Regions from separate parts of the Homo sapiens genome. Here region 2 is linked to region 1. Evidence: chromatin loops called from intact Hi-C (ENCODE). Cell type or tissue: prostate gland. All regions are shown on one strand. Each heading gives the region's core, and the rest is flanking DNA. Links, peaks and the distances in the headings are about the cores only. Region 1 has its middle 160 kb from the start of INO80D-AS1. Region 2 overlaps NRP2 (neuropilin 2).

The links. A loop is a pair of places that touch in the nucleus more often than their neighbours do. Peaks named below come from ENCODE experiments on the same cell type or tissue, not always from the same donor. Only the 100,000 strongest peaks of a DNase experiment are listed, where the experiment ranks them.
Region 2: a loop joins it to region 1, with 4 times the contacts of the local background. A loop is called at or near these places in 76 of 110 quality-filtered maps.

What each region holds. Positions count from the first base shown.
Region 1 is chr2:205,922,945-205,928,321 of GRCh38, reverse strand. No RefSeq gene overlaps it. Among named protein-coding and RNA genes, the nearest start is that of INO80D-AS1, 160 kb to the left of the region's middle. In prostate gland, for the core only: a CTCF peak has its summit at 2,316 (motif pointing right); a DNase peak (open chromatin) is centred at 2,301; H3K27ac peaks cover 389 bases.
Region 2 is chr2:205,764,514-205,769,890 of GRCh38, reverse strand. It overlaps NRP2 (neuropilin 2), which reads right to left. Exons shown (of 17, transcript NM_003872.3): 14 at 4,321-4,417; 15 at 3,088-3,108. Among named protein-coding and RNA genes, the nearest start is that of NRP2, 85 kb to the right of the region's middle. In prostate gland, for the core only: a CTCF peak has its summit at 2,944 (motif pointing left); DNase peaks (open chromatin) are centred at 894, 1,321 and 2,940; H3K27ac peaks cover 2,445 bases.

The sequences.
Region 1 (5,377 bases), core at 204-5,203:
GGTTCAGTCTAGGGAAGGGGTTGTGAGGGTCTGAAAGTCACTGCCCCACCCGAGTCTCATCTATCCATCAAGAAGAGCAGGTTTCCCACCCATCGTATCAGGAAGATGGTCAGGGGCCATTGTTGTCAGGGCTCCAGAGTGTGACTTCATCACCTGCCACTTTGGCAGTGTTTCCAAAAGGTTCAGAGAAGCACAGGGGGACTGAGCCGCATCTTGGTCTGAACCTCTGTACATCATTTGGGGCTTCCCAATCGCATAACACTGCCAGCTTGAGACCTCACAGGATACATCTGTCTTTTTGTCCAGGCATGGTGGAGATGGTCGTCTGTGCGCTTTACCTCCTCACCTTCCTGATGAGGCCAGGCTGTCCTTATAGTGATTTGGAAGAAGGACTGCAAAACAACCATCTCTAGCTGAGGGCTTTTCTTTTCCTGAAATTTTCGCAACATAGATGCTGTATGTTCCTATTAGTCTTAATAAGCACTCTGCTGGGGATGGTGGACAGCCTCTTGGGTGAACATTTGCTTATTGCCTCTTCCTAAAGGGCCGTAGTGGGGCATATTAATAAAACATATGCCGCCTTCAGTAAATGGGATCTTTATTTACAATGGGAATTAAAACATGGGGATATTACCTATAGCAGGCCTTCACCATTTGTTTCTATGCATTTCTGAGAACACTCCACATATGTTTCTAGATTCTTCATCTTCCAGGTGAAGAAAAGTCATGAAATCTCTGCATTAAACTGCTCATGTAACCTGGAAATGATTATGTTGGAGTTTCAGATCCAAATCCAAGCCTCCAGTTTCTTTGCACTTCAGTACTATTTTTTCTTTTCTCCTAGCTAGACTTGAAAATATTAGCTTGCTGGACCACCAGATATGTCTGCCATTTTGAATGTCTACTTCTTTATTCATATTGTAACCAATGCCAGCTAAGACTGTCCTTACACAGTTGTATAAATGACCACATTCCCATCTACTTTGTAAATGCTTTGGCATTCAGAATGCATATGCATTTTATTGTATTTCCCTGTATTACGGCTTTTCCACTGGGAGATTAAGAGGCTAATTCAGAGACATGTGATTACAGGAAGATGTGTGAGGAAGGCAACAGGGATCCTATTCTATAAGGTCCGCTGGGCCCAAACAAGGAATCCATATGTTTCCATTTCCCTAATAGGCAGAGAAAATAAAAAACAAAGAGGCCTAGAGACACGCACCTGCACAAGCAACCGAGCAGAAGTAACCTATAAACACATGAAAAGCAGCTCTCCAACAATTCCATCTGCATTTTATTGAAAGAAATCTTTGAAAAGGAGAGAGAGAAGGTACAATTTACAAGAACCATGGTATAAATCCTGCCACAGTGCCAATTGCTAAAAGCACTGGAGCCTGGGAAGGAGGGAGAAATCCATTCATTCATTGCCCCCAGAAAATAGGCATCCAGGCTGTGGCATACCTCATGCACCCCGTGGGATTTACACCTCTGACTGGCTGATTGCATGAATCACCTTGGATTGATTGCTTCTATATAGAATGTTTCTTTATAGTGTATATGCCTTCTCATCGCAGCTCAGCTCAATTCCATTCTGCTGAGCCTCTTCGGGACACTTTCCATGAGAGATGCAGGAGAAGGTAATGTTGTGTTTGTTGGTTTCTCTGGTACATTTCAGGACTGATTTACTCTTATGCCGGGTGCAGAGCGAAATTCCATCATTCCCACATCAGGTGAATCCTAAATCAAGCAGCCCCATCCCCATTTCTACAAAGGACCATGCACTTTTCTCTTTCTGTATTGTTATTACCCTTTAAAAACTCCCTCATGGACATGCATATGTCTTTTCCCTTTCCTTTCCTCTCGCTTCTCCCTTTTTTCATGGGAAAATAATTTTGTCCATCGGATATATCACTCAGCATGTCTGGTATTAATGCTTAAGGCGGCTGCTTTCAAGGTTGATGTTTGCTTCTCTTTAAGTTTTTTATTAGCTCTCCCTGAGACACTGGGTTTCTCTTCCAGGGCTGTCCATCTGTCTCAGCCTTTTAAGGGTTTTGGTCACTCTTGTAGTTGTTATTTTTCCCCGCTGTTGTCCTCATTCCCGGTGCTCAGGCCACAGAAGATCTCTTTGGAAAACCTTTCAGATCATCGGAACTGGCCACACTAGACTGAAGATTTGAGAGACGCACAACTTGAGAATGTTCCAGGGTCTCTCGGACAGAAGCACCACGGAGCAAACACCGGGAGCCCAGCTCCTGTCGCTGGCAGCGCTCCTTGGCGTGTGTTCATGTTGCTGGCGGGCACTAGGTGGCGCTCCAGGCTCGCTCACGGGAGGGAGGATGCCCGGCTGTCTCGAGAAGCGGCCCCGGACCGGGAGGGACCCTGCCCGACCCCTCCACCCACGCGGGAAGTCGCGTAGCCCACACAGCCCTCTGGGTGTCTCTCGGGCTACCGTGTTTCCACCCTTCTCTCAGACTCTCACCCCTGTAGACCTGTCAGGGATGAGCCTCCAGGATTGTGGAGGGCATGGGCTGGGGCTGGCCTGAAGGATTTAAACAAATGTTGGTCTTCCCCCAAGGCCTGAAATCTCTTCAGTTCATTTCTTAACATTAGTGTGGAATACTCTATCCCGGTTACTTATTTTTACCACGAAGAGGAGGTTTCTATGAAAGAAAGAAAGAAAGGGAAGGAAGGGAAGGAAGGAAGGGAAGGAAGGGACTTACTTAAGAGCCCGTGGGAGGCAGCTATGGGAAGATGACGTGAGCCTGTTTTCTAAAGTAAGAGAGTGTGCAGGTTGCTTAATCTCCTTGGCTCTCTGGACCTCAGCTTTTCTCTGTAAAATGGGAACGATAACGCTGCTGTGAAGATCAAATCAGACTCAATGTCCTTGAGGTCTCTCTCTCTTTTCAACAGGGTCTTACATTCTGCCGCCCAGGCTGGAGTGCAGTGGTGTGATCACGGCTCACTGCAGCCTTGACCTCCTGGGCTCCAGCGATCGTCCCACCTCAGCCTCCCAAGTGGCCTACCAACTAGCAAATTTTTGTATTTTTGGTAGAGATGGGGTTTCATCATGTTGCACAGGCTGATCTCAAACTCCTGGGCTCAAGCGATCCGTTCGCCTCGGGCTCCCAAAGTGCTAGGATTACAGGCGTGAGCCACCGCGCCCGGCCCCCTTTGTTTTCATGCCATCAGTCTCTCCTGGTTTTTATTCTCTTTCTCAGGCTTTTAAAACGTCTCCTTTGTGGATTTTTTTTCCCTTTCTACTTTTTCTTAAACGTGGGTGTTTCCTGGGTTTTAGCCATACCAATTTATTCTTTTGCTGTGGTGCTTGTTTTAAATAACCCCGTGTGCTTTCTCTGGAGAACATTGACTACCAGGTGTCAGCTTCCCCTGCTGGTTCCTAGATCCCGGCCCACTTCCCGCCTCTGTCCAGGGCTCTGGATCCAGAGGTCAGCCGCCCACGGCGCCATTCCACAGAGTCCTCCCGGGAGTATTTCAAGCTCAGCATGCTCTGACCTGAGTTGGTGCAGTTTTCTTCTCCATTGCCCTGCTCCTGAATTTCCTACCTCACCCATGATACCATTTGCTACCAGGCTTCCAAGGCAGACCCAGGGCGCCACCCTTGCCTCCTTCTCCTCCTTTATTCCTCACAGCCAGTAGGGAATACAGTCAATACAGAGCTTTCCATCTGTACCCCTTCCCCACCTCCCCACAGCCCCCCAGGTGGGCACCCCCCACCTGCTTTCCTTGCCTCCAGGCTCCTCCCTCTGCCATCCTTCCATCCCGTCCCCAAATGCAGTCAGAAAGAACTTGCTAAATCAGCTGGGTGTGGTGGCATGCACCTGTAATCCCAGCTACTCGGGAGGCTGGGGCAGGAGAATCACTTGAGCTGGGAGGCAGAAGTTGCAGTGAGAAGAGATCACACCACTGCACTCCAGTCTGGGTGACAGAGCAAGACTCAATCTAAAAAAAAAAAAAAAGAACTTGCTAAATGTGGATGTGATGGTGTCACTCCTCTGCTTCTCATCCTGTTGTGATTTTTGTGAAGAAAACCAATCACAAGTCTTATAAGCTCTAACCCCTGTGGCTGTCATCCCGCTCCCCCAGGCCCAGGAGCTCGCTCTCTTCTCCTAGAATCACAACTGGGCCCCCAAGAATCTTCCTCAGCTGACCTCTCTCCCTGCCTGGGTGTGGAGTGGGGCTCTTCTGTCGTTGTGTCCATCACGCTGCATTGTAACTTTCCTAGCCGTGGCCTCGCTGTGTTTTCCCTGTTCTTCCTCCCAGCATGGGGGCTCCATAGGGCAGAGCTCCGAGGTCTTCCTGGCACACAGTACATGCTCAGGGGTGTCAGCTGGAGGCACACTGAGTGACTGAGGGCACTGGACTCTGCCCACTAGCTTCACTGGGTTCAGTGAGAATGGAAGCGTGTTGTCGGGTGGAATATCTGATGTGGGGAAGAGAAAGGTGAGTTAGACGCAGAACCTGCCCTCAGTGAAGACACATCCTGAAAACTGCATTGATGCAGCTTCATTCAGGTTTTCAGATCCCACCGAAGAGCCATGCCACATTATCCACCTCCCTATCCACTTCTGCACAAGTCTTTCCCATGGCTGGAAGCTATTGAGGGGCCCTTCCGTTTCTTCGGGCTCAGCCTTGGGTCTGGAAGGACTCAAGCACTGCCCGTAGGCACACAGACTCAGGGTTTGCAGGCCGAGTGAATGGGCCTTCCAGACTCTGGAAGGCATCTCTGGCTGTGAAGAACTTCCTCTCACCCCGCTCCCTAGATGCTTAAAGTCTCGATCACATTCCATTAGAGCTGTTTGGAGTTGATTTTCTGGCAATGTCTCCCAAGTGGCAGGGTATCATCTATAGCTCATGACTTTTTTTATGCTCAGGTTCATTTAATCATAGCCAAGGGTCTCCTAGTTCATCAGGATCAATATCCTGACAGGATGCAATCCATCAGCTTGGGCAGCATGCCAAGGGGTGGGCTCTGAGCATCCTGGTGCCTAGGGTGGTCCTGGCTGTGCCAGGCAGAAGCCCGTGTGGCCTCCCTATGCCTCAGTCAGCAGGGCCCGCCATGCTGGTGAGGAGCCAGACATGCCTTAAAGTGGTGCCCGGTCCCCAAGGCCCATGGGACCTTGGATGCCTTCCATGGTGTACCTGCTGGGTGAGATGTGTCCCTTCCAGGATGCTGTGTATGGAATCAGAGATGTGAGGCTTGAAGAGCTCAGCACCCTTGGGTCATCTCGCCTTCCCTCCCACCAGGCAGAGCATTCCCCAGAGTGTCTTTCCATCTTTCCTCAGCTCTGTCCAGCACAGTTATAGGAGTCTCATGTGACTGAGTTTCAGCCACTTTCCTTGAGGGAAAAATTCCACA
Region 2 (5,377 bases), core at 258-5,257, 160 kb after region 1:
GTATTGGGTAAGAGGAAATAATCCATCACCTTAATTACACCACTTTTCGGTTCTTTTTCCCCCCTTTATACACACGGTTTTTCATTTGTTAAAGCTCAAATCCTAGAAAAAGATACATGACGGCACCATGTTTATAGCCACTGCTTTAAAAAAGAAAAGAAAAGAATGCACACCCAGGCTACATTGTTTAAAATGTGACTCATAACAACCACAAAAAAGGGTCTTTTTAAAAAATCACATGACAACACAGTTTATTCATTCTTTCTTCTCTTTCTCCCTTCTCAACACAGATCTCTTTTTCTTCCAGGCTTTTCTTCATTACTGACTCACATCCTGGCACACAATGTGTCTGTGTGTGTGTGTGTGTGTGTGTGTGTGTGTGTGTATGTATGTATATACACACACACAGCAGAAAACACAGGATGATTTAAATTTAAAATAATATTGCATGGCAAGAAATCAGTAAGAGGCGGAAAATGAAAGATACTTCCAAATATAAAAGATTGCGACCATCTAATAACTCCAGGTCCAAAGGCCACTTTTATTGTATTTCACTAAAGATTTACCTGTACAGTGATTGCTCCCAAAGAATGAGATTACCTTTGTTGCATGATTAATTTATAAGGGAAAAGAAAAACACTCTAATTTGAAAAATGTATAACAATGTAAATGCCTATGGTTGGCAGTGTTTCAACATCAACTTTCCATACCTTGCCTGCCCCCTGATTTCTCTGTTTCCATTTTTTGAGTGAAAAGGCTGATTTTATGCCCGGATCAAGAGAGGACTCCTGCTGTCCTGACCATAAGAGGAATAGTATATGAGTCACTAGGTTAGATGGAACACACAGTCCTCTCCTCTCTCAAACAGAAAAGTTTGCTCAAGGCAGAGTTGCATGCTGTGGTCAAACAGGTCTCAGCCAGAAAGAAGAGACCCATGGCACTAGGTTCATCTGGTTACCAACTCAGATCTCCATGTAAAACGTGCCAAGGTGAATGAAATTCTCCATTCCCAATTCAGATTCTGCTCTTTACTGTGTCCATTGGCCAAGTCTCTGCTCCCCAAGCCTTGGTTTCTTCTTCCCAAAGATGCTTGCCATCCTCCAGGACGAAAGCCATGGCCTAATCCATGCAACTTGTGCACTGCCTTTGCTTAGCCTCAAAGCGGCCCACCAGGAGCACCCTGGAAATTCTTACCTTCAAGTTACTAAGCCCTGTGTTTATTTTGGCTAAATGAGCACTGCTGCTCAGATGAGATTTTATGTATATATTTTTTACAAGAGAGCATGACTGGCCTGTGAAGCCTCATGGTAAGCACAGTTTCAAGGAGAGTGTACGTGCCCTGGTCTGCTTATTCTCTTACGGAAGTGAAGCACTTAGCACTTAGCCACTGTACTTGTCAGTCATGGCCCGACACGGTGTGCACACAGAACAGTGTCTGCAGCAGCTGCTGGCACGTCTTTACCCAGCCTTTCTGGGAGCTGTGAGTCTCCACAACCCAAAGAGAGTCAGGCGAAACAACATCCACAGCTTTCACTTCACCAACATAAGCATTACCTTGGGTCCTGAAGGTTAGAACTCGAATTCGACTGTAATCCAAAGTCGTTCAGTTTGGCTCTCAGCTTTCCTCCAATACTTTGGATTTACATTAACATAAACCTCACCCCCAGAGAGCACCAGTGTATGCACATGAATACTCTTAATACTTTTAGAACTGTGGTACAGGGAGTGGGCATGGGGTTCAGGGACACGAGGAAGGGTAAGAAAGGCAATATATTCTATGTCGGTCTGTCATTCCCCTGTCGTCTGCAGCTTTGTTCCTCACTGGCTGTCTTAGAGCTGATGAGTGGCAAATTGGGTGAGATGATTTGGAGTCAGGGAGCATATCTAGGTGGCAAACCAGGAATTCATCTCTTTCTAGCCCAGAGCTGGACAGATTAATGAGAGTGAAGATAACGAGTCTAGACGGCAGATATAAAAATGGCTGCCCTTATCTCTGCAATGCTGCCACTTGTAGGGGTAAGCCCAGCCAGTACAAAGAGGGCACAGCAATCCTCACAATTGCTGGCATCAAACAGGTCATGAAGAACCCCCATCATTTGGTGAGGGTGTTTTTGTGTGTGCTTTTACACTCAGGCCAACTGCAGTGACGCATTTAGAGTGGCTCCTAAATGTTTGGCATTAGAAACCGGTGTGGGAACTTCAGCAGTGTCCGCTAATAGGTTTGCAAAGAGGGCAAAATGTAAAATCTGCTGCATTGTAACAGCACAAACAACATTGCCATCACCCAAGGCTGGAGGCCTTTTTTTTTTTTTATAACCTGGATGAGGCAAGCATCCCCAATTCTTCTCACTTTGCTCTGCTCTCTCTGCTTTCTCGGGGGAGAACACGTCCTTTCTGATTTTCAGTCCTGCATTTAAAGTGCTCTAGCTCCAGTCATCGAATGCACCTCCTTATTCCCTTGACTGGACACCGGGTCCTAAATGTGGCAACTCTTTCTCCTGAGGCCACCACTTCTGTGTCTCTTTCCTAACTTCCTTCTCTTACAAGCAGCCTGCCACCGTACCTCACTGAGGTATGGTGACTGCAGGTACTGACTGCAGGCTGTACACAGAAGCCCCTCGGCTCTGTGGTTAACTGAAACCGCTGCCTTGGTACCCTGGAACTGGAAAGAAACCATCTTCAGGCTAAAATAAATCATTGCCACCTCATTTCACTTTTAATTTATACTGATTTTTTTTTTTTTTTGGTTCAGTCTTCCCACAGTCTCTCCTTTCTCACCACCCCTGCATTTTCAGCCTCATTGCTCCCCGTTGGACAATGCAAGGCTGAAAGGTTTATCTGTAACCTATTTGTCTCTATTAATAGGTTTCTAAACTTTAATTAAACAAGAGACAGTGAGGCTCTCAATCCCCTTCCCGCATCTACAGGTGTTGCTAGTGCCATCTAGCGGCAGGAAGGTGTGGCGTCTCTTTTCTCTTGCGAGATTTGACAAATTTGGAGGTTGATTCCCCCCATCAAATTCACATCACATGGGGGAAGGAAAAAGCATGCAAAAAAAAAATTTTTTTTTACCTTTAAAATTCTCACCTGCAAAAGCCGAGATGGGTTCTGAAAAAAACAAACAAAAAATTGGACTTAGTTAAAGGCAAGAAACAATTGGGTGAACATAGAGTGAATAATTGGATGAATATGATGATAAACATGACTGCACTCGGTTTTTTTGTACCACTCCATGGAGAGGGCCCCCCATCTTCCACATGTTCTAGGCTGGCTCTAACACATCATCATCATGGGGTGGTGATGGCGGAGGAGGGGGGATTCTCAAAGTTGCTTTGGAACAAAAAGTCCTTCATCAAGAAATGGGTCCCTAAAGTATTGTAATCAGTTACTTACTGCTGATTACTTTCTCAGAGCCTGGATTACTTTTAGATGCCTGGGGCCTGAGAGTTGCCCGGAGGGACTGGGGTGGTCCCAGGTGCTTCTGACATCATCAAGCACACACACACCAGGGGTCGTGTGCCAAGAAAGGCAGTTGGTGAGTTACTGCAGCCACTCTGCTGACTGAAAGCAACCCTCATGCCTTCTCAGGGTTCCTTTCTTGGTTTGGGAAATGTCCATGGCTCTGATGGGACACAGCCAGGGTGACCTCATCTGCAGCAGGAGACCCTGAAGAAAATGCGTGCCTCTCAGGTGGACTGGCTGTTCAGGTGCTTTTGACCAAGATGATGGTTATGATATCCTTCTCGTGCCAGTCACCTGGCCTGCAATGTTTAATCCTACAACAACTTTGGGATCTTGGGCATTAGAGGTATTCGTTTTAAAGAAAAATCTGAAATCTTACTTCAAATGCCACAGTTTGCTCTGCAATTCATTCATGTAAAATAACTACTCAGGTAATTGTGTTATCACTCTTACATAACATATGTACTATTTTTGCTCACCAGTGAAGGCTTCCATTAAATCCATCAAACCTTTCCAGCATATAATTTTGACTGGCAGTTGCTCTCGTCCTCTAGCATTTTCTTTGCTAAAAGCTGGGGTTTGCTGAGGGGGTCTTGGCACCCTGAACCTCTATGTACTTAGTGCATGTCTATTTCTGATTGGGAACAGGGATATAAGCCGTCCCCTTACCTCACACCCCTTCCCACCCTGAACCCAGCCTAAGACACAACTACACCCACACCTTACCTTGCAGAGACTGTGGCTGCCCCACCCACTGGGTAACGACTGCATTGGAAAATGGTGTCCTGCCTCCTCTTGCTTATCCCAGCCCTTGGGGTCTTATTTGAAAGAACCATGAAGAGACAGATATTCACATACCCATGCAGTTCTCCAGTGGGACATCAGTGCTTATCCGAATGTCATCAATGGCAATCTCTCCGGAACGTCCTTTCCCTATCACTCCCTCGAACACAATCTAGAAGCCGGAAGAATAAGAGCCATGGTTAACTGAGTCTCCTAGTCCAAACGGTGCAAGGATTTCCAAGTTTCTGTTAGCTGCAGCTTAAAGCGTGTGTGTGTATGTGTGTGTGTGTGTGTGTTATTGCACCTGGTACACATCTGTTGACCACATGGCTACAGCTCTTGAAATCTTAATTCAAAATGAGTTTGTTCAAATCAAACGCATATTTAAGGGGATAAGAAAATATAACAAGGGGGTGGATATTGTTGTCCAGTAACTAGAATGTATTGATTAAAAGGGCCATAATCAGAGACTATTGAAAGGGGGGTTGAAACTTCCCTCACTATTTTCGAGGTTCCTGTCTCATAAATCTTTCAAATGCCCAATCCAGGTATTTGAAAACTCAGAAGACACAAGTAGGTGGGGGTAATGTGAGAAATACAGCACATAGGTTTTGATTTGTGCTCCTTATTATAAGTTGCCTTAGGGCTTCATTATTACAACTAGGAGGAAAAGAATTTGTTTTTTCACCAGCCATTTACTGAGCACCTACTATGCCCTGGACATAAGGATAGTAACAAAACCTAGTAAGACAAGATCTCTGCCCAGAGAAGCTCACCCATCTAATGGCTGAGACACAAATGCAAACAGGTAGTTACAATACAACACACTCAGGTGAGTAAGTGGGAACCCAGATGGGGGTGGGGAAGGTCTCAGGATGCCTTGCAACCTCAAGGGACAGGGACTGCAGGCTGTACACAGAAGCCCCTCGGCTCTGTGGTCTTCAGTCATTTCTCATGCTCGCCCTCCCCAGGTTCCTCTCTGCAAACTAGCACATGTCCTCTGGCAAGCTGGGTGAGCAGTTGGCTGCTGCACCAGCCATCTGTTGCTGCTCCTCGTCTGGGGAGGAGAAGGTTAATGCTTTGGCTGGTTCTCAGTCACCTCTTCCACAGTGTGTCTACTCCTACCCAAGTT